2 separate regions of the Homo sapiens genome follow, and region 2 is linked to region 1. The links are chromatin loops, found by intact Hi-C in ENCODE. Cell type or tissue: K562. All regions are shown on one strand. Links, peaks and the distances in the headings refer to the core of each region. The heading gives the core; the rest is flanking DNA. Region 1 holds the start of LOC105369964 (a long non-coding RNA gene). Region 2 has its middle 9.2 kb from the start of PWP1.

Region 1 (12,383 bases), core at 1,552-9,551:
GCTCAAATATTACTTATTCTGATTCCCTGAGACGAGGAAGTCATCTTTTGGGCTCTCTTAGGAACCTGTCTGTACCACTAGTTCCCCATTTCTGGTTAAGCATGTGTCTGTGTCTGTATGTGTGTGCGTGTGTGTGTACATGCGCACATGTGGAGATTGCACAATAATCAATATATGTTATTTTAAACTGATAAATTTGTGGTAATTTGCTACACGATCATCTGTAGCAATTACATTAAGTAACCTGTGAAAGGCTGCCCAACTCCTCAGTGATGGAGCTGTGAAGAATGAGAAGAGGGAACCAACATACTTCTTGGAAGATTCTCAGCCACAGGAACTGAAAGGCAAAGGATTTTCTGATTAGTACTCAAATAACTGGAAAATTCAATTAATCAGAGCCTCATTCCAGGCCCTAAGATTCATCAGGAGTTTCTGGATTTGAAATCATAGTTTCTGTAGCAATTGGGACAAACACTGGGGCTACCTTGATGCAGCTGAGAAGTACAGTGACTGCAGAGCTGGGGGAAGAAAGTTCTACATCAGATGCATGCAAAGAGCTGATTCAGAACAGCTTAGCTTTTCCATTTTGGAAATGTGGTTGGGGTTTCTTATTGAGGAGCAGCTATCTGACTTTGTGCCTCTGCTATATTTCTCTCCATTGAACCACATGGGCTGAAAAATTACATCTCTGGGCTATGACCTATTCCTTTTAACAACAAAGAATGACTCTGTGCAGGTGGCCACCACCACCACTACCAAGGTTACAATAGCAGCTCACAGTCATTTCAACCTTTCCTGAATCTGACACAGAGCCCACCTATGAGAGCCATGGAATATATGGGCAGGCTCATAATTTGGCACCCTTTAGTCATCATTCTGCAATATTTACTTGTCATGTATTTATTGGAGGTCAGGAAAATGAAATTGCTATTAATATACTCATACACCTTTTTCAGACTTAGAACTTGGATTAGATTCTTCACACAAAACAGGAAAGGAGAAAAAGTAGGAAAGGAGAAAAATAGGAAAGGAGAAAGAGTTGATTCTAGTCACTCACACCCAGCAGCCAACACAGAGTCAACGACCTGAAAGTATGGGGCAAAATATTCTCTCCTTTTCTCTACTCCATTTCCTCACTTCACTTTTCCTTTGCAGCTTCTTAGGAAACAGATTAAAGGATCAACATTTGGATCATGAAATAAACCACATTTCCAGGAGAAAGCTCTGTATTATGGCTGAGTGCAGTGCAAATCCTCAACAGACAAGAGTTGTTGTTGTCTGTTGTCTCAGCACACTAGTGATGAGAGTCTTCCATTTTTTCACTCATGTTTGCTGTTTTGTCTGGAAGAGGTGTCTGATTTGCATTGTGCCAGTTCTGAGTGTGTGCAAACCTGAGATAACTGGCTACGCATTGCCAGTCTAGTCTAGGGCTAGATTTTGTGCTCCCTGCCTGAGTGGCCTATGTCTTAACCTTGTCAGTCTCTGCTGAGCACTTTGAAGAAGGCACCTCATGTTTTCCTCCCTACCACTCTCTGAGGCAGGTACTGTTGTTGACCCCATTGCCCAAGCTCACTCAGCCATTAAATGGCAGTGCTGAGATTTGAACCCAGCACAGCCTGCCCCAGAGCCTGTGCTCTGGGATTCAGCACTAGGATTCAGCACTTCCTAGGAGCTCATTTAGTGTTGTTGAGGGGTGGCCACATCAAAGGTAAACCCCAGTGTAGCCAGTATGAAAGCAAATGTGAGCTGCTTTGTTGGGAGAAGCAAGGCAGGGAAGGTGTGGGGAGGTATACATGCGCCTGAGCCTCTGTCACAAGTGACAGACTCCCTAGAGGCTAAAGAACCAAGACTTTGGCATATCTCAGATTTGGACAATACTCATTTGTTTTTATACATTCAATTCATTCATTCATTCAATAGGTATTTATCAGGAGCTCAGAGAGCTCTGTGGAGGGTCCCACTGACTCAAACTCCTTCTTCCTTCTCTGAAAATGTCCCTTTACCACCTGGCTGCTTCCTCCTTCTTTTGATATCCAGCTCCAATTTCAACTTCCCCAGCCTTGGTTAGTGTTCCCTCTAGCGTGTATTTCTTAAGTTCTCATTATTGGTTCTTCATCCATTTGTCTCACTAGATTGTAATTGCCCCGAGAAAAAGACTTGCCTTTCAGCTCTCTATGCTCAGTGCCCAGCATAGAGGTCTAGCACAGAATCATCACTCGATACATGTTTTAATAAACTGATATAAAGCACTTGCCTTTTTCTACCATGTGTAAGATGACTTTCCTGAGTGGCGACATGGTTTACAAGGGTTGCATTTTTAGCACTTGGGTGGGGTGGAGACACAGCTTGGGCCTCGGGGTCAGCCCAACTTGTGGTAGAATTGTAGCCCTTGTGGTTTAGACTAGAATCCAGCTTATCTTCTGTACCCAAGACCTGTTATTAATTACTTGGGTGACTTCAGGCAAATTACCTGAGATCTTTATCCCTGTCCATCACTTGTGAATGCGCACTTTATAGGGTGGGTATGAACTTTTTACCCTTATTTTAGTTAAAATATCATGAATTTTGTAGTCTCTTTCTGCAAACAGCCCTCCATGCTAAATCTTGAAAAAAGGAAGATACATACTTAGAGGTACTCTGCTTCTTTTAGGCAGAAGTTGATTCTTTTAAGATGAAAAGAATTAATCTGAACTATGTCACATTCTAGACTTAGGATTAAGCTTTTTTCCTTCCCTTTTTAAAAGATTTTTAAACATTTCCAACTTTGAAGTTCAGCGGTGCCTGTGCAGGATGTGCAGGTTTGTTACGTAGGTAAACCTATGCCATGTGCCACAGTGGTTTGCAGCACACATCATCCCATCACCTAGGGATCCATTGGCCATACTTCCTGATGCTCTCCCTCCTCCCACTCCCCACCCTCCGACAGGCCCCACTGTGTTGTTCCCTTCCATGTGTCCATGTGTTCACATCATTTAGTTCCCACTTATAAGCCAGAACAGGTGGTATTTGCTTTTCTGTTCCTGCGTTTGTTTGCTGAGGATAATGGCCTCCAGCGCCCTCCACATCCCTGCATAGGACATGATCTCATTCCTTTTTATGACTGCCTAGTATTCCATGGTGTATATGTAGCACATATTCTTTATCCAGTTAGACTTAATTTTCTATTGATTACAGAAGAGAGTTTTCTTCCTTGTTTGCCCCAGGCCAGGAGACTTGATGCTGGGCCTATGTTCTCTAGGTAAGATATATGTGTAAGTGATTTGTCCAAGTTTGAATTAAAAGCAAAAATGTTTGAAAAAGCAATCCACATTAAAAAAGACTAAACGTGTAGAGTCTGGACTTCTAGGGATGATCCAGTCTACTCCAAGTCAGAGACCTGTGCTTACAGGCAGGGATGAGTCCCCCGCCTGTGCCTTCCCTGGGGCCACTTGATCCTGGGCTTAAACCCAAACCATCCCTTAAACCCCAAACACTATTTAATACTGAGTCCTTTTAGCCATTGAGCTGTGCTGCTTTCCACACCCCATTAGGTAGGTTACAGGAAATTTTAATCCGTTAAATCTGTCACTGCTCATGTAAGTCAATACTCTCTTCACACTTGATTTATGGAGCAGAGACATGAGAATTCTTATTGTACAGAAGCAATAACAAAGCTTTATTATAAGTTACACAGAAGACACACAAGGGTTCTGGGGGAAAAAACGGGAGAGGAGAGTCAACTGTAGGCAGCAGGGAGTATCCCACCTGCTTCAGGACTGGAGTGAAATAAACCAAGGGCCCTCTGTCTATTGCTATGAGGACTCTGACCACTGGGATAAGACAATTGAAGAGCCTCACACCACCTACTTTCAGACTAAATCTTCAGGGAAGGGGTGGGACTGGAATGCTACCTCTGTCTATTGCTATGAGGACTCTGACCACTGGGATAGGACAATTTAAGAGCCTCAAACTACCTACTTTCAGACTAAAGCTTCGAGGGAAGGGGTGGGACTGGAATGCTATATCTCTAGCCCTCCAGGATGGCAGAGGTAGGGGCTAGCCTTGCATTTCCCAACTAAACAGGCTCACACAAAGTCCAGCCTGGGGGGATGGGTGGGCACTGGCTCCAGGAAGTTCTCCTCTCAGACCAGCATTTCCCTCTTGGACCCCAAGGGAGTGGAACCCAACCTGGAGGAGGAAGGCCCTGCAGAACCCTGGACAGGGGATGAGGGAGACCTAAAGGTGAGGTTCTGCCTTTCTGTGCCCACATGGGAAGTACGGTTCCTAGGGTCAGAGGCTGGCGCAGGCATGCACCTAGGGGCAGCCTTGCTTGCAAGTGGTATTAGGCCCCCAACTTGAAATGTGGGGTTTCTGCTTGGGTAGCCCTCTAGGGATGTGGCTTAAAAAGCATGGGCAACAGTGCCTGCGAACAATTATTCCTGGCGCTGGGTCCCATGGTTTGGGTGCTCTGGCTACAGGGACTACTGCTGTTCAGGCCCAAGCTTCCCCCACGAAGTGTGTGGTGCTTGGGACCCCTCTCTTTTTTGCTGCAGTGCTCTGTATCTGCCTGATGATGAGGAGGGAGCAGGGTCAGCAAGGCTGAGACCAGGAAGTATGAAGAGGTGACTGGATGGAGCTCTAAGGGGGAGAACAGGGGCCCTGGTGAGCTGTGCTTCCTCCCAGACACAGGAGGCATAGAGGTAGCCACTGCAGCAGATTCCAGGAGGGCTACTGGGCCTGGGCAGTCTTGCGTCCTGCGTCCCTCCTCCTGTGCATTAGTCCCAGAGGGTGGAGGGGGTCTGGAGAGGCAGTGGGCAGAGGAGCCATTGCTGCCGCAGGTGGTGGCAAAATATGGGAAGGCTGCAAGGCTCCCCAGTCCCGGATGGCCTTGGCCTCACCCCACAATGCACTTTTGATGCATAGCAGCACTGTTTCCTTCTCCAGGTCCAGGTCTTCAGCCGTGAGTCGGAACCCCAGCTGGGAGGGAGGTACAGCGTCAGAGGCTCCCCTCGCCTGCATGGCAGCAGAGGAAACTTGCATCGAAGGGGCCAGTACTGTGGATGCGAGGGAGCCATTCTTGGAGGTGAGTTTCTGCCCTTGTGTTGCATCTGCTGCCTTTTCACTCCAGATCTTCCTCTGGGAAACCTCTGTAGCCAAAGAGGGAGACCAGGGTCCCTCCTCACTCACTGTCTTTGAGCTCCGGAGGGGCAGCCGGGAGAGGAATGAGGCTGGCCCCCTCCTCCTCTTCAGTGGCGGGAAACCTCCTGTGGTGCTGTGTGAGCTGGAGACAGCATTTTGGGGGCAGGAGCTCACCTAGAAAGGCTGGGATTTCTTGTTCAATCTGACTTCTGATTTCTGGGCATGGAGGTCTCTCTGCAGAGGCCCAGACTTGGGCACGACAGAAGAGAGGCCTCCATTGACCCTCAAGGACCTAAATGTGATCTGTGCACCCCCAGTATCATCAGGCCCCTTTCTCTAATTATCGAGAACCTCTGTGACTCCAAGGTCCTTGTCCTGCTCAGGTATCCATTTCCTCAGGGTCCATTTGAGGGCCCTCAGAGGGCCTTCAAAACCAAAAACAAAACACAGGGTCTGCAGTATCTTAGGATGTTGTCTCCAAGAGGCTCTAAGAAAAGCCAGTGTAAAGTCACTGAATTCTTGGAGTTGGTCCAGGACCAAGGGTAAGTGCAGAAGCCGGGGCAGCCAAGGAACGGGCCAAGGGCAGGCAGCCAGCTGCCCTGCCAGCCCCCTGCAGGGGGCGCTGTGGAGCAAAGCTTTCACGGGTAACGGGCAAAGGGGAGCAGTAGTGTCAAGTCAGGTCTTGGCAGCACAGCGAGGTTGGCGAGTTCTCCTTGGCTGCCAACTCAGCCAAAGGCTCATCCTGCACTGTTGGGCCTGTTGCTGGGATGCACCTTTGGAATGTGTGAGCCAAGAATGGGCGCGCATGCTCATGGAACCCGCAAGGAAGGCGCACCGGGGAGGAAAGGGAGGGGGCAGAGATCACCCTAGGAATGTGCACAGGGGGCAGCTGCCGGTGGAGGGTGTTTGGTATGAGGGAGACAGGCTCATGGGGAAATGCAGCTGGCCCTCCCGCACTGGGGCCCCAGCGCTGACAGGGGACGGCGTAGGACGGGGATCCCTTGGGCTAGGAGGGCGAGAACTGCTGCGCCATCAGGTGGCAGCTTTGGGGTCAGCACCCTCGAGATGTCCTGCCCTTTCTCCAGCGGAATTGGGAAGAGCCCCTCAAGGGCTAAACAGATTCTGACGGGGTCTCTTGTGGTGGGGAGGACAGGTGGAGAGAGACATGCTTCCCTTATAACCCAGCAATCCTGTTCCATGTATTTGCCCAAGAGAAATGAAAACTTCTGGGTGGATGTTTATTCACCCATAACCTGTATGTAGATGGTTTTGGTTGCATTAGTCTTATCTCCTTGACATAGGACTTTTCATTTTATCCATTTTGTCTTGAATGTGTATGGAATTATTTTTAGGTGGTTGTTCTGGGGATTAGAATATTTATGCCACACTTTTCAGTCTAATAAGAGGTGTATCTTACCAACTCGAGTAATATGTGAAAGCCTAACAGTCATATACATTCATGTGGCTCTTTATGTTATGGTTGTCATATGTATTCCATCTACAAGCCTTGAAGCCCCACATCCCTTTCAAATGATGATATGTTTTCATGGTTTGGAAGCAGCTCATCCTGGAAGCGCAGAACCTGCCAGGCGTCTTGCACTTCCTCCTCCCAGTCCCCCTAGGGTTAAAGGCTGCACTCTAAGAAGGCACTAGCCTGTCCCCAGGAGTCTATCCAGATCCCTGGAGGGCTCCATTTCTGCAGGACGAGGCTACCCCTTGGAATAAATCCTCTCTGCTTCTGCCCAGCCCTGTAAGGGGCACCTTCCATTCTTTCTCCAGCAGGCTTTCCTCTGCTGACAGGGAAGGAGACAGTGTGGGGCAGAGAGGGATTTATCCTCTTCTCCTTGGGCTGAGGAGAGGGCTGGGAAGTCCTCCAGGCAGCATCTAACTTCCTCACTCTTTGGGCTGCTGTAAGTGGCCTTCCAGGTCCTTCCTGCTATTTTCATGTTCAAAAATTGAAATTTGAGTTTTCTGAGCTGGAATTTCCTCTGTTTAAGGCTGCTAGGAAAAATGGCTGCCAGGGGTCCTGTAAAGCAAAGCTTGCTTGGAGAATGGGCGAAGATGTATGTGTAAGTGATTTGCTCAAGATTATGCAACCTCCCTGGGCATAGCCCCCACTTCCTTGGGAATTTCCTAGCATGTCCTGGAACGGGCCTCCATCATTCCCCATTTCCTGCTGCATGAGGAGACATTGCCCCCTACATGAACTAGATAGTGTAATATCTGCCCCTGGTGTGTCCGGAATTGGTTCCTTCTGGTGGGTTCTTGGTCTGCTGACTTCTAGAATGAAGCCACGGACCCTCGTGGTGAGTGTTACAGTTCTTAAAGATGGTGTGTCCGGAGTTTGTTCCTTCAGATGTTCAGATGTATCCGGAGTTTCTTCCTTCCAGTGGGTTCGTGGCAGCATCCAATCACTATGGAGCCACTGCTTACTGACACCTAGCCCCAAATGACCAACCTAAAACTGACACCCCACAGTTCCCCCATGGTGCATGCTTTTTGTCCCTGCAAGGAGTAATAAACCCAACTTGCTCCACTGCACATGTGTTCCTGGAGGGTATTGACTGGCCTCTTGAGGGGCTGCCTGGGCTCTGCCTCTGTCATCATGTAAAGATGATGGTGATCGACAACACAGGGTTTTCTGTGTGCTGGGCGCTGTTTTGAGTTCCTCGCATATACTCATCTGCATTTTATCCTCACAACAGCTCTGAGGAGGGGGCACTATTCTTATCTCTGTTTTGCAGATGGAGGAGCTGAGACACTCAAAGGATTAACCCCCTGGCCCAGGTCACCGACTTGTAAGTTGCTGAAGTGGGATTTGAACCCATGTGGTCTGGCTCCATAGTCCACGCACTGAGCTAGGGCCTAACCAGGCTTCGAGCCTAGACAAAACACAGGTCCTGACCTGCCTTCATCCTGTGCAGGTCGTGGAGTTCATTGGAATGTGATGGGAAGGAGGAGAAGAAGGAGAAGGTGATGGAGAGTCTCCTGGAGGCAGCTGAATTTTTGGCATGGCCGAGAAGACCTGGGGTGGACCCTTGACCCGCATTGGGCCCACTCTTGCTTCTCTCCCGGGAACTAAGACTTAGGATTTATGAATGCTGGTCTGTCTGTGCAGGAATGGTGTGTGAGGGTATGTAAGCTAGGGAACTGAGTGGTGACATCTGCCCTGGACACTGGGAGGACATTTGGGAAAGATGGAGCAGCAAGTAGAGAGAGAAGCAGAGATGGGGGAGCAATTCAAGGGGAGAGTGAGAAGGGAGAGAACCAAGAGGGAGAGGGAGAGGAAGATAGAGAGGGAGGCAGAAGGACAGGGTCAGGGACAGGGCTAAGAAGGAATGGAGAGAGAGAGAGGATGGAGGAAAAGAGGGAGAAAAACAGACATATATATACACACACACACACATACACACACATATATACATATATGTATACATATATGTGTATATATACATATGTGTGTATATATATGTGTGTATACATATGTGTATATATACGTATATATACACATATATGTGTGTATATATATACACACACACAGAGCAGACACACACACACACACAATCCATTTCTCCGGTGCCTGCATGTTAGTCCCAGTGGTTCTCTGCTCCTGCCTGGGAGAATCTACTGTCCCTTGCACCAGGGGTGGCACAGACATGGGATGGTTGGGACCTCTGGCTGGACCCTTCAGCAACCAGACCCTGGCCCACACCTGATGCTGTGGTGGATGAAGGGAATCCCAGCAACTGTTGCTCTCAGGCCCCAAAAGAAGTTGTCCAGTGGAGTCAGGAGGTTTACAGTATGTCTGGGAATACATTTTCCTCCAATCCTGTCTTGCTCTTGCCAACAATTTCCCAGGCAAATAGTGAATTGTTTTATTTGTTTGCTTTATGTTTTGAAGAGAGGGAGGCAGCATGGTGATTTGTGAAGGGCTGAACTCAGACAGACCTAGGTTTAAGTTCTGGTCATCTCACTTGCTGTGTGACCTTGGACAAGTCACTTCACTTCTCTGAGCCTCTCTCCAACAACGGGGCTAATAATCCCTGCCTTATAAAGTTGTGGTGATGATTAAAAAGTGGCTGGGAATGGTAGCTCTTGGAAATAGTAGACAGTCAATAAATGTCAGTTTTCTGCTCTTCAGTCCTTTAAAGTTACTGTACAGCAGGTCCTGGAATAATACTAAAATGTTTCATTATAATGTTGGTGAGAAAAAGAAAAATCAATTCCCAGCCAAGGCCATCATCTGGGTGCAGTCTGTACATTCTCCCCATGTGTTCATGGGTTTTCTCTGGCTCTCTGGTTTCCTCTCATATTCCCAGGATGTGCACATCAAGTGAATTGGCATGTCTAAATGGGCCCAGTCTGGGCCAGGTGTGGTGGCTTACACCTGTAATCCCAGCCCTTTGGGAAACCAAGGAGGGAGGATCACTTGAGCCCAAGGGTTCAAGACCAGCCTGGGCAACATGGTGAAACCCTATCTCTCCAAAGAATACAAAAATTATCGGGGGGTAGTGGTGCACCCCTGTAGTCCCAGCTACTTGGGAGGCTGAGGTGGGTGGATCACCTGAGCCTGGGAGGTCAAGACTGCAGTGAGCTGTGATCACGCCACTGCTCACCAGCCTGGGTGACAGAGAGGGACTCTGTTTCAAAAAAAATAAATAAAATGGCCCCATCTGAGTGAGTGTGGGTGTGGGTGTGAGTGTGCTCTGTGAGGGGATGGCATCCTGTCCAGTGTGGTTTATTGCCTTGTGCCCTGAGCTGCCAGGATAGGCTGTGGCCACCTGCAACCCTGAATTGGAATTACTGGGTTAATGATTATCTTACTTGTTTTTATTAATCTTTCTTAAGTGTATGTATAGCTCACATTTATTTCAATGTTTAATACTAGAAATGTTTTGGTCTTCATTTAGAAGTTTAGTGATGTTTGGCCGGGCGCGGTGGCTCACGCCTGTAATCCCAGCACTTTGGGAGGCTGAGGGGGGCGGATCACGAGGTCGGGAGATCGAGACCATCGTGGCTAACACAGTGAAACACCGTCTCTACTAAAAATAGAAAAAATTAGCTGGGCGTGGTGGCAGGTGCTTGTAGTCCCAGCTACTCGGGAGGCTGAGGCAGGAAAACGGCGTGAACCCGGGAGACGGAGCTTGCAGTGAGCCAAGATTGCGCCACTGCACTCCAGCCTGGGCAACAGAGCGAGACTCCATCTCAAAAAAAAAAAAAAAAAAAGTTTGGTGATGTTTTTGTGGCCAGAAATATGCCTGTAGAAACTTAACTCTAGTTAATATCCATTAGCCTATGGTAACATCGGTGTTGTAGTACATTGTTTCACTTAAAGTTGCAGTTTCCAAGAATCTGTTAATGACATTAGGTGAGGACTTACCCTATTAGTAAAATTTACACTTGACAAGATTTTAAAAAATATTTTTCACTGACAAATAGAATTGTATTTACTTGTCTGTTATTTCAATAAATTCACAGGAATGAAACTAACATCTGGCACCTATATTTTAACTTTTTAATGTTCTTACTACTGACTGTAAATGATAAATATAACAAGGAAATTTTTATCAACATATAAATGCTTTTCTCAAACATAGTGGGCTCTTTCTCTGGTTGATTGTGCTGATGAAGATGGCAGTAATGGCTTCCATTTCTTGAGCACTCACTGTGTGCCTGTCGTGTTGGTGATGATGAAGATGGTAGTACTGGCTTCCATTTCTTGAGCACTGCTGTGTGCCTATCCTGATGGTGATGATGAAGATGCAGTAACAGCTTCCATTTCTTGAGCACTCACTACCGTGTGCCTGTCCTGATGGTGATGATGAAGATGTAGTAGTGGCTCCCATTTCTTGAGCACTACTGTGTACCTGCTTTGCACTTTACTTGAGTTATCCCATTTGCCCTTCATAACTCTGTGAGGGGCTCCTATTGGGATCTCCTCTGCAGAAGATGACGGGGAGAAAAGGAGGATGGACAAAGGTGAAGGGACAGCATGGTGCTCCTCCTTGCTGATCCACGTGGTTGGAATGGAGGCTGAGAGAAAAAATGGGCAGAGCCAGAAATCCCAGGACCTGGTGTTAGTGGGATGTGGGGCTCAGCTGCCCACCTGTGGCCCAGAGCAGTGGAGGATGCCTTGGCTGTGCCCTGGCACACAGCCCTCTACCTCCCTGGCATCTGAGCACTGGGGACTGTGGCAGTGGGGTCAGTGCCCTCAGCTGGACACAGAGCAGAACTTGAGAAATATGGGCCCCTGAGCCCACAGGACCCAGAGACCCAGCACCCAGGGAGGCTTGGGTGTAGAAGAGGGACGCCCTCAGCTAGCACATGGGGGCTTGAGGTCCTGTTGACTTCTAAGGGACCTCATCTGATCTCCCCGCTGGGGACATCCAGCATGCAGGCTTCCTTCCTGGCTCCTCTGTCAACCTTTGTCCCAGCCTTCAAACTTTCTCTTCCCAATGCCATTCTGACACTTCGTCAGTTCCCCTTCTAGTCCACTAGATGCTGCTCTGCACCCACCTGAGCACCACCATTTCTAATTCCTTCGATCCTAGTTTGGTAGAGACAGGTGAGCTGGTCAGCCCTTTCCCAGGAGGCAGACTGGAGACCAGAGTGCTTACCAGGGCTCTTTGCCATACGGTAATGATTTAAACTTCAATCACTGTAACTTGTGGAGCTCTTTTCACGGATTAGCTCCGGTAACCCCCACAGGCCCCCATGATGTATGTTCCCATCCTACATATGAGGAAATAGTATCTCAGGGAGATGATGTGACTTGCTCAGGGTTACACAGCAAATACCTGGACAGGGTGTGACTTGACAAAGCTTTTTGTCCAAGTTAAAATGCCAGAGACATAATATTGCAATAATGCCAGTAGAAGTTGCTATTTATTAAGCTCCTACTACTGGGCGAAGCTTGCAGAATACAGAGATGAATATGACAGACCTATTCCATGGGCAGTTTGTCATGTGTCCACTCCCCTGGGAACCTCAAGGGCAGCGCCCATGTGTCCCCAGCACTGAGCACAGAGCATGCCATAGAGGAGGGTCTCAGCTAATGTTGGCTGAATCAGTGAATGAACTGCTGTAGGCTATACAATAAGCACTTTGGTCTTGGGACCCTTTTTCATCTATAAAAGGGAAGGTGGAGGACAGATTCTCCCACTTGTCTTATCAAGGGTCCCATTTTTGGGTGTGTTGGCTTAATCACACAGGCCCATCCCTAAGGTCCCTTCTGGTTCTGCAGTGCTGCCACCTATCATTGGTGG
Region 2 (12,383 bases), core at 1,403-9,402, 240 kb before region 1:
GTATCTGAGAAATGTTCCCTAAAGGCTGATTTCACCCCAAACAGTCACTCAGTGATGCGCCTCACTTACCAAGGACACACCCCCAAAAGGCATCTCCTGGCCTCCGGGTCTCACTCTGTTATCGCAGGGTGTGGTGGAGCAGGTGTGGTTGGGTGGCCACCAAGATGGATTTCAGTCTCTTTCCAGGCCCAGGGAACAAGCCGAATTCGAGAGACTTGGCTTTTAGCCTCCTGTTAGAGCCAAGAAAGACTTCAAAGACTCAACGGCTTCTAAGGCTTTTTACATCAGCAAAGTCCTGCAAAGCCTGCAAACGAAGGCTGCTTTGAGGCCTTTCATTCTAAGGACAGAGAAGGTAAATTCCATGGCCACTTTCTCCAGAGCAGCAACTGGGCTCCTTCTTTTTACTTCCATGGGGAGGACAAGAGATTCATTTGCTTTCTGTTGCTGAGAATGCTATCAAAACAAATTTTACTTTTAGCTGCAACCTTTCAAAAGCGTCTTAAGCATAAAGCACGAAAAAATCCCCAAGCTTATGTAGGCATTCTAGTTTTTTCGTGGTTGGTGTTTTTTTTTAACTGTGCCAGTTTCAGCTGAAACATGGTTCTATTGTTTCCATTTCCCACTGTACATACAGCACTGAATTCTTGGGGAGCAAAAGTACGAGGGCAGATTGAGAAACCCCAGTTCATGAGAAGTTTGTTGTTGTGGTGGTTGTTGTTTTAGCAAAGAGAGGAAATCGGTAAATAGCTCTGATGTTGAGACAGCAGGAGGTCAGGACATTGAGCAACGTGCAGGTGGGGTTGTGGACTCAGGGCTGAGCGGCAGGGGGCGCTCCTCCCAGTGCAAGCCTTCAGAAACACCAGCCTTGAGTTGGACGGTTCTGGCTCATTGTGTGGAGTCCTAAGTGGTCACACTCCACACTCCTAAGTGGTCTGGTCACACAGTTGTTTTAAAGAAGGGTAATGGCTCATTAGGTAGATTTGGGTAGGATGCAGCTTGAAGTGGGGCGTAAAATCCTTTCATTGTCCAATGGGGAGGTCACAGTGCAGCAGCTACTCCTTGTACTTGGAATGAGGGAAACAGCGTAATCTAGACTTGAACACGGGCTCAGGAACCAGGAGCGCCAGCCACAGATCTCACTCACTCTCACTGTTGTTTGCAACTTTGGGCAAGTCAAGTAACTTCTCTGCTGGATCACTGCTTCTCCAACTGTGTGAGCATTTGTAGCTTTTTCCCAAATAAGTACTCTACTTCCTGGCTTTCCAAAGTGGAGCCGGACAGTCGCTTCTGCATCATTGGGAGTTTGTTGGCAATGCAGAATGTCAGCCTCGATTCCAGACCTACTACATGGAATCTGCATTTTAACCAGAGGCCCAGTGCTGAGCACACTGAGGTCTGAGAAGGACTGCTCTGTTCTCCCAGGTCACTGCAATGGTATCAGGTTCTTCTGTTCCTCTCTCTCAGAGGATACTTGAAATGATGCCTGAAAAAAAAGACAATCTAGGCCAGGCATGGTGCCTCATGCTTGTAATCCTAGCCCTTTGGGAGGCCAAGGCGGGAGCATCACTTCAACCCAGGAGTTTGGGACAAGCCTGGATAACATAGTAAGACCCCATCTCTACAAAAGAATAAAAAATTAGCTGGGTGTGGTGGTGCACACCTGTAGTCCCAGCTACTTGGGAAGCTGAAGTGGGAGAAGTGGGGAGGATTGCTTGAGCCTGAGAGGTCGAGGCTGCAGTGAGCCATGATCGTACCACTGCACTCCAGCCTGGATGACACAGCGAGACTCTCAAAAAAAAAAAAAAAAAAAAGATCATCTATATATATGGTCAGGACTCAGGTAAGATCCTTAAGATGTCTTTGTATTCATCTGTAATAAGTCATTTTAAGAACTCCATGTTCTCTGAGGCATTTTCTGAAAGTCATTTGTGCACCCATCTATTGCCAATGATTTCTCCTCTCACTAGAGGTGTGAGATGTTTTTCAAACCCGCTATGAATTTCTGTTAAATTACCTTACCCATTAGATGTTTTTTCACCCTGCTGTCTCTCACCAGGGGAACGCTGTGAAAAAGCTTTAGAACACTGTGCAAGCAATCATCCTTTCCAGCCACCTGTTTCTGCTGACAACTTTATGAATAGCTTCTTTACCAATCATTAGACAAAAACCATTCCATTCTGGAGAATGATGACACAGAAGGTTAAGGGCTTTTTCTAAAAGCACATACACATGTGTGAGGTTTGCCAAAACCAGCTTGTGCCCAAAGTAGGACAGATGGGCCACTAAGGGGAAAGAGCAGAGAAAGGGATTCAAGAGAAGGAAGTTTTTGTAAGGCTTGTGCTATAGACTGAGTGACTGTATTCCCCCAAAATTCATAATCATCAATGTGATGGTATTAAGAGACAGGGTGTTTGGGAGATGCGTAGTCATGACAGGGTAGCCCACATGAATGAGATTAGTGCCCCTATAAAAGAGACACCAGAGAGCTCCCTCACCCCTTCTGCCATGTAAGGACACAGTGAGAAGACAGCAGTCTATGAACCAGGAAGCAGGCTCTCACCAGATACTTCATCTGCTGGTGCCTTGATGTTGGACTTCCCAGCTCCAGAACCATGACAAATAAATTGTTGTTTAAGCCACCCAGTCTATGGCATTTTTGTGAGAGCAGCCCAGATGCATTAAGACAGCTTAAAGGGGGCCTTCTGAATGGTACATCTAGGGGGCAAAAGTCACAATTTGAAATGTCTTCCTTAGAAATGTCCTCTGAGAATATAAAAGTAATAATAAGAAATCGATTTTTACAGAATGCCCCAAACTCCTAAGATTTCAGCCTTTAGGTTATGTCCCTGTCATCATATTAATGAAACATGACTTTTTCAGTAGTACAAAGAAGTGTTTCTTTTCACCCAAAGGAGACCGTGGTCCTGTCTACAACATGGCATGAAGGAGGACTGATCAATTATCCAGATAATACAAGGCCAACCTCTCCCCGCCAACACCACTACCACTATACACAACATCATCACGGCCTTCGCTAAAGTATCAGACCAGGGGAGACTAATCACATTACTTGGACAAAGTTTAGCAAACTACCTGCCTCATGAATCCTTCTATTTATTCTGTGGCAGTGGTTCTCTACTGGGGAAGATTTGGCAATGTCTAGAGACGTGTTTGGTTGTCACAGCTGGCAATGGGTTGCTACTATTGGGCAGAGGCAAGGGATGCTGCTGGACATCCTACACTGTGTGGGACAGTCTCTACAACCCAGAATTCTCCAGTCCCAATGTCAGTAGTGCTGAGGTTAAGAAGCTCTGTTCTGGGAGATGGGGTTGAGCCTCCATTCACTGCAAAGCAAAGGAACATTCACAGCAATATTGAAGGAATAGGGGCCAGCACTTCCTCCATGGTTTCTCCAACCACAGGAAAAGCAACATGAACAGCTTCTGGGATGAGCTAGATTGAGCCAAGTCCAATCCCATTCGGCTGTGTCATCACGGGGCAACTTATGATACCAGAGCTCAGGTATTGACAGTTCGGCCCTTCAGAGGGATTTCTGGGGTTTTTAGCTTCTTCCAATCCTGGTACTTTGGCCTAGATTAGGGCTTCTGGGAGGTCAAGAGAAATCCAGGTCACATCCATTTTGGAGGCTCCAATTATAAGGGCAAAAAGAGGTCGGGTGTGGTGGTTCACACCTGTAACCCCAGCACTCTGGGAGGCCGAGGCAGGAGGATTACTTGAGGTCAGGAGCTTGACACCGGCCTGGCCAACATGGTGAAATCCGAATCTACTAAAAAAAAAGTACAAAAGTACAAAAAGAGGCCAAAATAAGATTATAAAAATTTCTATTTATTTTAAATATTTGCACATAAGATATATAAATATTTGCATATAAGAAATTATCCCTTTTACCCCCCCCCCCAGCAATGGAATGCAATGTACTTGTACCATTCACAATATAATTGCAATATTTATACAATTTATGTATTAATTCACAGTGCCCTAGAGACAGGATTGCCTTACAGTAGGGTACAACCTGAAGGAAGCTTTCTTTTCCTTGGTCCTGTCAGTGTGTCTCTGTAACTATAAATATACTTACTTAGAAATAATATTAAAGATCAAAATTTACAGCTTTTTGAGGCTATATCATAAGGAGCAACAAAAGTTCAGAGGCAGGAAATAATAGTTAAAGCATACAAGTACTTACATGTTTATATACATATACGTATAACTATGTATAGTTAAAACATAAAAACTGGATATGTTGGGTAGCATTCTAAGTGATGTGTGCGTGTGTTCAAACTTTTATTATTATTATTATTATTATTTTGAGATGGAGTCTCGCTCTGTCACCCAGTCTGGAGTGCAGTGGTGCAATCTCAGCTCACTGCAACCTCAGCCTCCTGGGTTCAAGCGATTCTCCTGCTTCAGCCTCCTGAGTAGCTGGAATTACAGATGCCTGCCATCCCGCCCGGCTAATTTTTATATTTTTAGTAGAGACGGGGTTTCACCATGTTGGCCAGGCTGGTCTCATACTCCCAACCTCAGGCGATCCACCTGCCTCGGCCTCCCAGAGTGCTGGGATTACAGGTGTGTGCCATGTGTAAACTTTTATAGCAACATTTTGTTGTCATCTTCCTATTTTACAGATGGGGAAACCAAAACGGAGAGTGATTGAGTGACTTGCGCAAGGTCACACACCTCAGGAGTAGGTATGTAAGTAGAATAAGGATTCAAACTGAGAAAGTTCTGCTCCAGAGGCCACCACCCTTACCATTTTCATATGTAGCCTCTCATAAGGAGAGGGGCAGACTCAAGTAGATGTGCAGAATCATAGAAAGGCTTCAGAAAGTCTATAAAGAGTGGTTCAGGCATTGGAGTCAAGCAGATCCAAGTTCAATTCCAGGCTTTGACCCTTATTAGCTGTGAAGCCTTGGGCTCCCTACTTTAACCTAAAGCCTAATGGTCCCCACCAGTCAAGCGAGGCTATGTTGGAATCTGAGAACTAGCCCTGAGGACACAAGGAAAGGGCTCAGTCATCACAGCTGTGTCTGATCTCAGCCTCCGCCTTCTTAGATAATAAAAGTGAGGCTCAGAGACAGAAAGTGGGCTGCCCAGGGCCACACAGCAAACTATTGACAGTCCTCAGCACACCTGGTCCAATGTCCTGTGCATAGCATTGGCAGCTCTAAGCCAACTCATCTAGTCGACTCTGCCCCCTACAGCTTCTTGCCCATTTCAGGGCTCCAGATAGGCTTCTGCCCACCTGCAGGGCCACGCTGCCATACTTGGTGGTCTGTGGCAAAGTGGGTAAAGCAGGAACAACTGGAGAAGACACAGAACAAAACATGTGGGAAAAAAATGTTCAAGGTCCAGGCATAGGCTAGGTGTGGTGGCTCATGCCTGTAATCCCAGCACTTTGGAAGGCAGAGGCAGGAGATTCTTGAGCTCAGGAGTTCAAGATTAGCCTGGGCAACATGTTGGAAACCCGTCTCTACAAAATATACAAAAATTAGTCAGGTATGTTGGTGTGCACCTGTAGGCTCAGCTACTCGGGAGGCTGAGGTGGGAGGAGCTCTTGAGCCCAGGAGGAAAGGGTTGCAGTGAGTGCGGATCACACGACTGCACTCCAGCCTGGACGACAGAGCCAGACCCTGTTTTAAAAAAAAAAAAAAAAAAAAAAAAAGGGTCAGGTGCGGTGGCTCAAGCCTGTCATCCCAGCACTTTGGGAGGCCAAGGCAGGCAGATCACCTGAAGTCAGGAGTTCAAGACCAGCCTCACCAACATGGAGAAACCCCGTCTCTACTAAAAATACAAAATTAGCCGGGTGTGGTGGCGCATGCCTGTAATCCTAGCTACTCGGGAGGCTGAGGCAGGAGAATCGCTTGAACCCGGGAGGCAGAGGTTGCAGTGAGCTGAGATCCTGCCATTGCACTCCAGCCTGGGCAACAAGAGCTAAACTACTCTCAAAAAAAAAAAAAAAAAAAAAATTCCAGGCATAATCCTGGAGTGTCCACTAGGTGGAGCCACACTTCTGCATTCTTGGGTTCCCAAGAATTTAATTTTTTTTTCTATTGAAGAGCATGAATCTGGCTCATACGTGAGGGATTGAGAAGTTTCACTCAACCATTCATTCATTCAATATTTACTCAGCACCCACTCTGTATACCAGGCATGGGAATTCAACACTAAACGCAGTACTTAGGAGCTGTAATTATCATCCGGCAACAAATTCTTTGCTTCTGTGATGAATCTCACAGCCATGCAACAAGTACACCATCCCATCCTTAACAAGGTCTGAGAAGTCATCTTCCATTTATTCTTCCAGTATTTATTTGGCGTGTACTCTCTCCCAGGCCCTGGGCATGCTAAGATGGAAAAGACCATCTAGTGGAGAAGACAAACATATGACCGGTGTCCACTCAGCCTGACCCTACATGGTGACTGACGCCTGCCAAAGCCTGGCTCGAGGGGCGCAGTAACCATGCTCAGATCCTCCTTTCTCCTCTGGCATCACAAATGGGGAGATCAAAACCTTTGCCCAGCCCATCCTTCCTCTGCTTCTCATGAACAGTCTGGTCCATTTCCCTGTCCTCTCAGAATCATGCTGCTGATAAAGACATACCCGAGACTGGGCAATTTATAAAGAAAAATAGGTTTAGTGGACTCACAGTTCCACGTGGCTGGGGAGGCCTCACAATCACGGCGGAAGGTGAAAGGCACGTCTAACAGAGCAGCAGGCAAGAGCAAAAATGAGAATGAAGAGAAAGGGGTTTCTCCTTATAAAATCATCAAATCTCATGAGACTTATTCACTATGATGAGAACAGTATGGGGGAAACCACCCCCATTATTCAATTATCTCAATTATCTCCCGCCAGGTTCCTCCCACAGCACATGGGAATCATGGGAGCTACAATTCAAGGTGAGATTTGGGTGGGGACACAGCCACATCATATCAGGTGGGGTTTCCGATGGCAAGGATGTGATTAATTTCATTATATCCAGGGCTTTGGTGGAGCCTTTCACTTTTCCCTGGGCACGCATTTCTGTCTTTCCTTCCAAAAGAGGTGGCGTGGGTGTGGAAGGAACCACACAGGACTGAAGACGGAAAACACAGGCTCTGTCCCCCATCTTGACGCTTAGATGATGTGTGGTCTTAGATCAGTCACCTCCTTCTTCTCGTTAGTCTCCTCAGCTGTGGTAGATTAAATGTGGCCACAAATTCTTGACAGATCTTCCCATCAGGAGATGGCATCTTTCTCCACTTCCCTTGATTCCGCCAGGCAACACTCTTGTCCAAGTCACCGGCATCTGCCCCTTCATTACTGCAATAACCTCCTCATAGTTCTCCCCACATTCGCTCTGCCCACCCCACCATCCCCACCCCCACATTCCACACACGGGAGTTGGAATGACCTGAAATCTAAGTCAGATGATGTCATTCATCATCCTACGCCCCTACCCACCGCCCTGTGCCTCCCTAACCAACCACCCACAGCAAGACTGCATCTTCTGGCTCCCTGTCACCCCTCTTCCCTGTCTCCTCATTCATACTGCTATAGCCTCACCTCTGGGATTGTGACCCTGGAACCACATAGCTGGTCATCTGGAGACAGACTGGAGCAGAAAACCAAGGTAGAACTTGAGTTGGAAAGCTTATAGGGTTGAAGTTTCACTTTAACGCTGAGGTGTTACACAGAAGCTAGAGGGGGCAGAAAACTACCCAAGTCTGTGGAAAGGAGTTTTTCTGACAGGTGGTGATAGTGGTGGCATCAAGGAGGAGGGGACTGAGGGAATGCAGTTGCTGGTAAAGGGTAGATGGTCAGAATCCTCAGCTGTCACCCAGCAACTTGACGGTGAATAGGATGAAGCAGTCACCAATCAGGCTGTCACAACCACATTTGCTTGCATGTCTTATTTAATTTTCCCTTGACCATAAACCTCTGATCCTATATTAGAATACAGAGCCCTCAGAGGGAAGGGCTGTGTCATGTTCATTTTTGTAGCTCCCTGTCTCCCAAACTGTCCTGCATAAAGATGGCAAAGAAAACAATTGTTGCATGTCATGGGTGACAGTTCTTGCCTCCTCACAGCAGCACCCCAAGTTTCCTCCAGAGAATTCTTGCTGCCAACTCTGTGTTCCCTGTACAGCTAATTCTCTCTCTGGCTCCAGGGCTGGGCATGAGGCTCAGGCTTTGCTGAGCAGAGCATCACCTTCTCCTGACCACAGTGACTGGTGATCATTCCAGAACTGAAGAGGCAAATGAGAGAGAAGTAGAGAGAAATGCAAGTGCTTTTTCTGCCGAGGTTGCAAGTAGTAAAGATGCATCAAGCCTGAAGCTCCTGATGGCTTAATGTTAAGTGAACAGATTGTAAGACAGAAACTAAATATAGAAGAGAGGTCCAATCCTGATGACAGTGGTTTCAGCCCCTAGATCCAGCTATGTCTGAAGCTATTTATGTCAGTAGGTTCTTGAGCTACTAAGCATATACATTCTCTTTCTTGCCCAAGGCAAATGGAGTCGGTTAGCTGTCAATTGCATTCAATAGAGTCCTGACAGACCAACGAATGAATGAATGAATTGATGAACAACTCTACCAGAAAACTTGTGTCACATGACAGACAGGATCCTATCTCAGGAGTCGGGTTAGTATATTGCCATTGCTAACTCTATGACGCTGGGCAAGTTTCCTGATTTTTTTTTTTTTTTTTTTGAGACAGAGTCTTGCTCTGTCACCCAGGCTGGAGTGCAGTGGCACAATCGATCTCTGCTCACTGCAACCTCCGCCTTCCAGGTTCAAGTGATTCTCCTGCCTCAGCTTCCCAAGTAGCTGGGACTACAAGTGCATACCACCACACACAGTTAATTTTTGTATTTTTAGTAGAGACAAGGTTTCACTGGCCAGCCTGGTCTCAAACTCTTGACCTCAGGTGATCTACCCACCTCGGCCTCCCAAAGTGCCAGGATTACAGGCTTGAGCCACCACGCCTAGCCTTCCTAATGTATTTGAACTTCAGTTTAGAACTCTAATATTATTCATTTATTCAACGAATATTTAGTGACATTTGCTGTGCCAGGCACTCTGCCAGGTGTTGGCAATACTGTGGTAACAAGACTCTCACGGCTCTCGTCCTTGTGAAAATGCCAATTCAGTTCTAGAAAAATCAAGTTTCATTTTTGTACACCTGATTTTGTCACTGTCAAATCTATTCATGGTATAAGTCTCTAGCACTTGGTAAGTGGTAGCTATCATTCCTTCCACTCCTTATCAGCTAATATTGTAGGGTCAGCTAGAGGAGGAGCAAGAAACAGAGCCTCGTGCAATGGGGGAGGAGGGTACCATAGGCTTCATTTCCTTCCCAGCACTCAAGCCCATTTAGAAAAAAATGTTTATGAGCCTCAGTACAGATGACACTGAGCTATAGGGTATAACAAGAGCCTGGCATGGCCCAGGATTCGATCCTCTGGGACCCTTAACTAAGAATAGCCAACGTGCCACCAACGACATTTATTCTGGCCTCTGGCAAAGAGACTTTTCTGACTTAAATATGTTCATCAGTTCCTAAGAATCAGGCTTAGAAACAGAGCTACTTAAGCTCAATCTCTTTCAATTCTCATTATAAGGAATTAATCATACCTGCTGCCATGGGATTTTCATTTTTAAAGGGAATTCACAGCTTGGGCTGAAGTGGCAGAATGTCGGAAATAAGTCCTGTAAAAGAGGCTGAGTTTAGCAAGCCCAAAATAACTGGAGTCCTAGCTTACCTTCTGTTATTTAACTTATTCACTCATTTAACAACTATGATTTATCAAGAGCCCACCCTGCACCAGGCACCATGCTGGTTGTGACAGCAAACCTGACAGGGACTGGGCCATCATGGAGCAGAAGCTGGCTCATGAGAAGGCAACCCACGGGGGCAAAAGACCTAGAGTCAAATACTCAAACCTAAGCCCATTCCCGTATACAAGGTGAGCCCACGTGAGCCTAGCCAGGGGTTAATACATCAGCCTCTGCTAAGAAATCAGTTCATGCGCTCTATTCTAAATACAGCACATTTCTCACCTGCTTTATTATTGCTGCATTAAAAGATGACCTCAAAACTCAGCAATTTAGTACTTACTACCACTAAACTATACTCTTAAAAATGGTTAAGTTCGAGGCTGCAATGAGTTATGATCATGCCACTGCACTCCAACTTGGATGACAGAAATGTAACCAGGCACCCCCATTTTTTAAGAGAATGAGTTATTTTTTAAATTTCATTATTCTTTTCTCTTTTCTCCTTTTCCCCTGTTCCCCACTTCCTACTTAGCTCTTTAGAAATGCCATTATAACGTTTTACCTTCCCTTCACCAGATACTCTCTACAGGGCAAGCTTATCTAACTATGTGCTTAAAAGCTCCAGAGTGGAAATTTCTCCCACCAGGAGCCTGCCTCAAGAGACAACAGTCAATTTACAACCATGGGGTGTCTCCTACAAAACACTCTCTCACCTGGAGAGTATCTGGAGACAAGCGCCATTTTTACAACTTAATTCTGCCCATGAAGCACCAGCTCAACCATCTGGTAGTTAAGGCACTGAAGCAAGTCACATAGGCCCCTACTTGCCTGGCCCCTACTTGCCTGCCCCCTCCCATGCATGCCATTCATGCCACATCCCCCTTTAAAAGCCCCAGCTTTCTGCCCCAGAAGTGAAGTGGTACCTTAAGGCAGGAAGCCTATACTTCTTCCCTTAAGCTAGCTAGCTTTGGAATAAAAAGTCCTTTTTTTTTTTCTTTTTTTTCTGAGACAGAGTCTTGCTTCTTCACCCAGGCTGGAGAGCAATGGTGCGATCTTGGCTCACTGCAACCTCCGCCTCCCAGGTTCAAGCAATTCTCCTGCCTCAGCCTCCCAAGTAGGTGGGATTACAGGCATGTGCCAGCACGCCTGGCTAGTTTTTGTGTATTTAGTAGAGACAGGGTTTCACCGTGTTGACCAGGCTGCTCTCAAACTCCTGACTTCAGGTGATCCACCGGCCTTGGCCTCCCAAAGTGCTGGGATTACAGGCGTGAGCCACTGCACCCGGCCAAAGTTTACTTTTTTTATACCAGACCTCATTCTTGTTATTGGACTCTGCAAGAAGGGAGCACCAAACCTGCAACTCAGGGTTTTCTTTTTTTTACTTTTTATTTTTCTTTTTTGAGACAGGATCTCACTCTGTCACCCAGGCTGGAGTGCAGTGATGCAATCATGGCTTACTGCAGCCTCAACCTCCTGGTCTCAAACAATCCTCCCACCTCAGCCTCCCAAGTAGCTGGTGTTATGGGATCTTTGAGGTGTCGATTTTCTGGCCAGAAACCTCTGTGGCAGGTGGCACCTTTGCCCGAGTTCTTGTCCTGAGTCCAGGACGAATGGGGAACACAGACAAGTGAAGGGTGAACAAGCTGAAGATAAACTTTATTAAGTGTTAGAACAGCTCAGAGAAGACCCACAGTGGGTAGCTCCTCTCTGTAGGTAGGTCGGCCAATCGAGTGTTCAGCTGTCAGCAGACAGGAGGCCCTAGAGAGGGTGGCTCCTCTCTGCTGGCAAGTCGTAGTATCATCTCCAGCTATCAGCAGAGGAGAGCTGCTCTCTGCAGCTGATCCTCCCATAGTCTCAACATCCTCTGCGTCCTCTGCCCTGCTCTGGCCATCCTCTCTCGTGCTCTGGCTGAGACCGGGCTTTTATGGACCTCAGAGGGGAGGAAGTACATGCCGATTGGTCCATGGGTGGCCATTGGCAGCCCAGAAGAGGTACCACGAGTCCCTACTCCCAACCTCGGAACTGGGAGCTGGCCCCCAGCTTTCAGGCCCTCCCTGGTCTGAAGGTCAGGCCTTACTGGGGAACCGCAGCCCAGGAATCTATTTGCCTCCTGATGCCATTCATGGCCCTGGCGCTCATCCCCAAGCCCGCTCCAAGATCTGAGCAGGTTCCAAGAGAGGAGAGAAGTCAGGCAGCAGAAGCAGACAGCCCTGAGTGACAGAGTTGTGGGGGCCCTTCCCGGGCCCCTGAGGGCACAGGCTATATAGATGGCCCAGTCCTGCACCTGAGAGGGCAGCCACAGCTGCACCCTGGGAGTTCCCACCCCGCCAACTTGGGAGGGGCAGGGATCCCACTTGTCCCCAGCTCCTGCCTGCTCTGCGGAGCAGGAGGCCCAGGTCTGCAGCCACTGGTCGGGCGGCTGCAGCTGCACCTGGGAGGGCAGATCCTGCCTGCTCCCGCCACTCCCACCAAGAGCACAGGGAGCCCCAGATCCACAGCTGCAGTTTGGGTGGCTGCTGCCTGCTCTGTAAAGCAGGAGGCCTGGGTCTGCAGCTGCAGTTTGGGTGACTGCAGCAGTACCCCGGGAGCTCCTGCCCCAAC

What was found. Peaks named below come from ENCODE experiments on the same cell type or tissue, not always from the same donor. Only the 100,000 strongest peaks of a DNase experiment are listed, where the experiment ranks them.
Region 2: a loop joins it to region 1, with 3 times the contacts of the local background. A loop is called at or near these places in 4 of 110 quality-filtered maps.

The regions. Positions count from the first base shown.
Region 1 is chr12:107,906,772-107,919,154 of GRCh38, forward strand. It overlaps LOC105369964 (a long non-coding RNA gene), which reads left to right and starts at 5,980. Exons shown (of 4, transcript XR_945320.2): 1 at 5,980-7,187; 2 at 7,863-7,916; 3 at 8,043-8,251; 4 at 9,020-9,517. In K562, for the core only: CTCF peaks have their summits at 5,732 (motif pointing right) and 6,161; DNase peaks (open chromatin) are centred at 5,740, 6,140 and 7,870; H3K4me3 peaks cover 460 bases; H3K27me3 peaks cover 2,165 bases.
Region 2 is chr12:107,670,416-107,682,798 of GRCh38, forward strand. No RefSeq gene overlaps it. Among named protein-coding and RNA genes, the nearest start is that of PWP1, 9.2 kb to the right of the region's middle. In K562, for the core only: a CTCF peak has its summit at 6,024 (motif pointing right); a DNase peak (open chromatin) is centred at 6,031; H3K27me3 peaks cover 2,537 bases.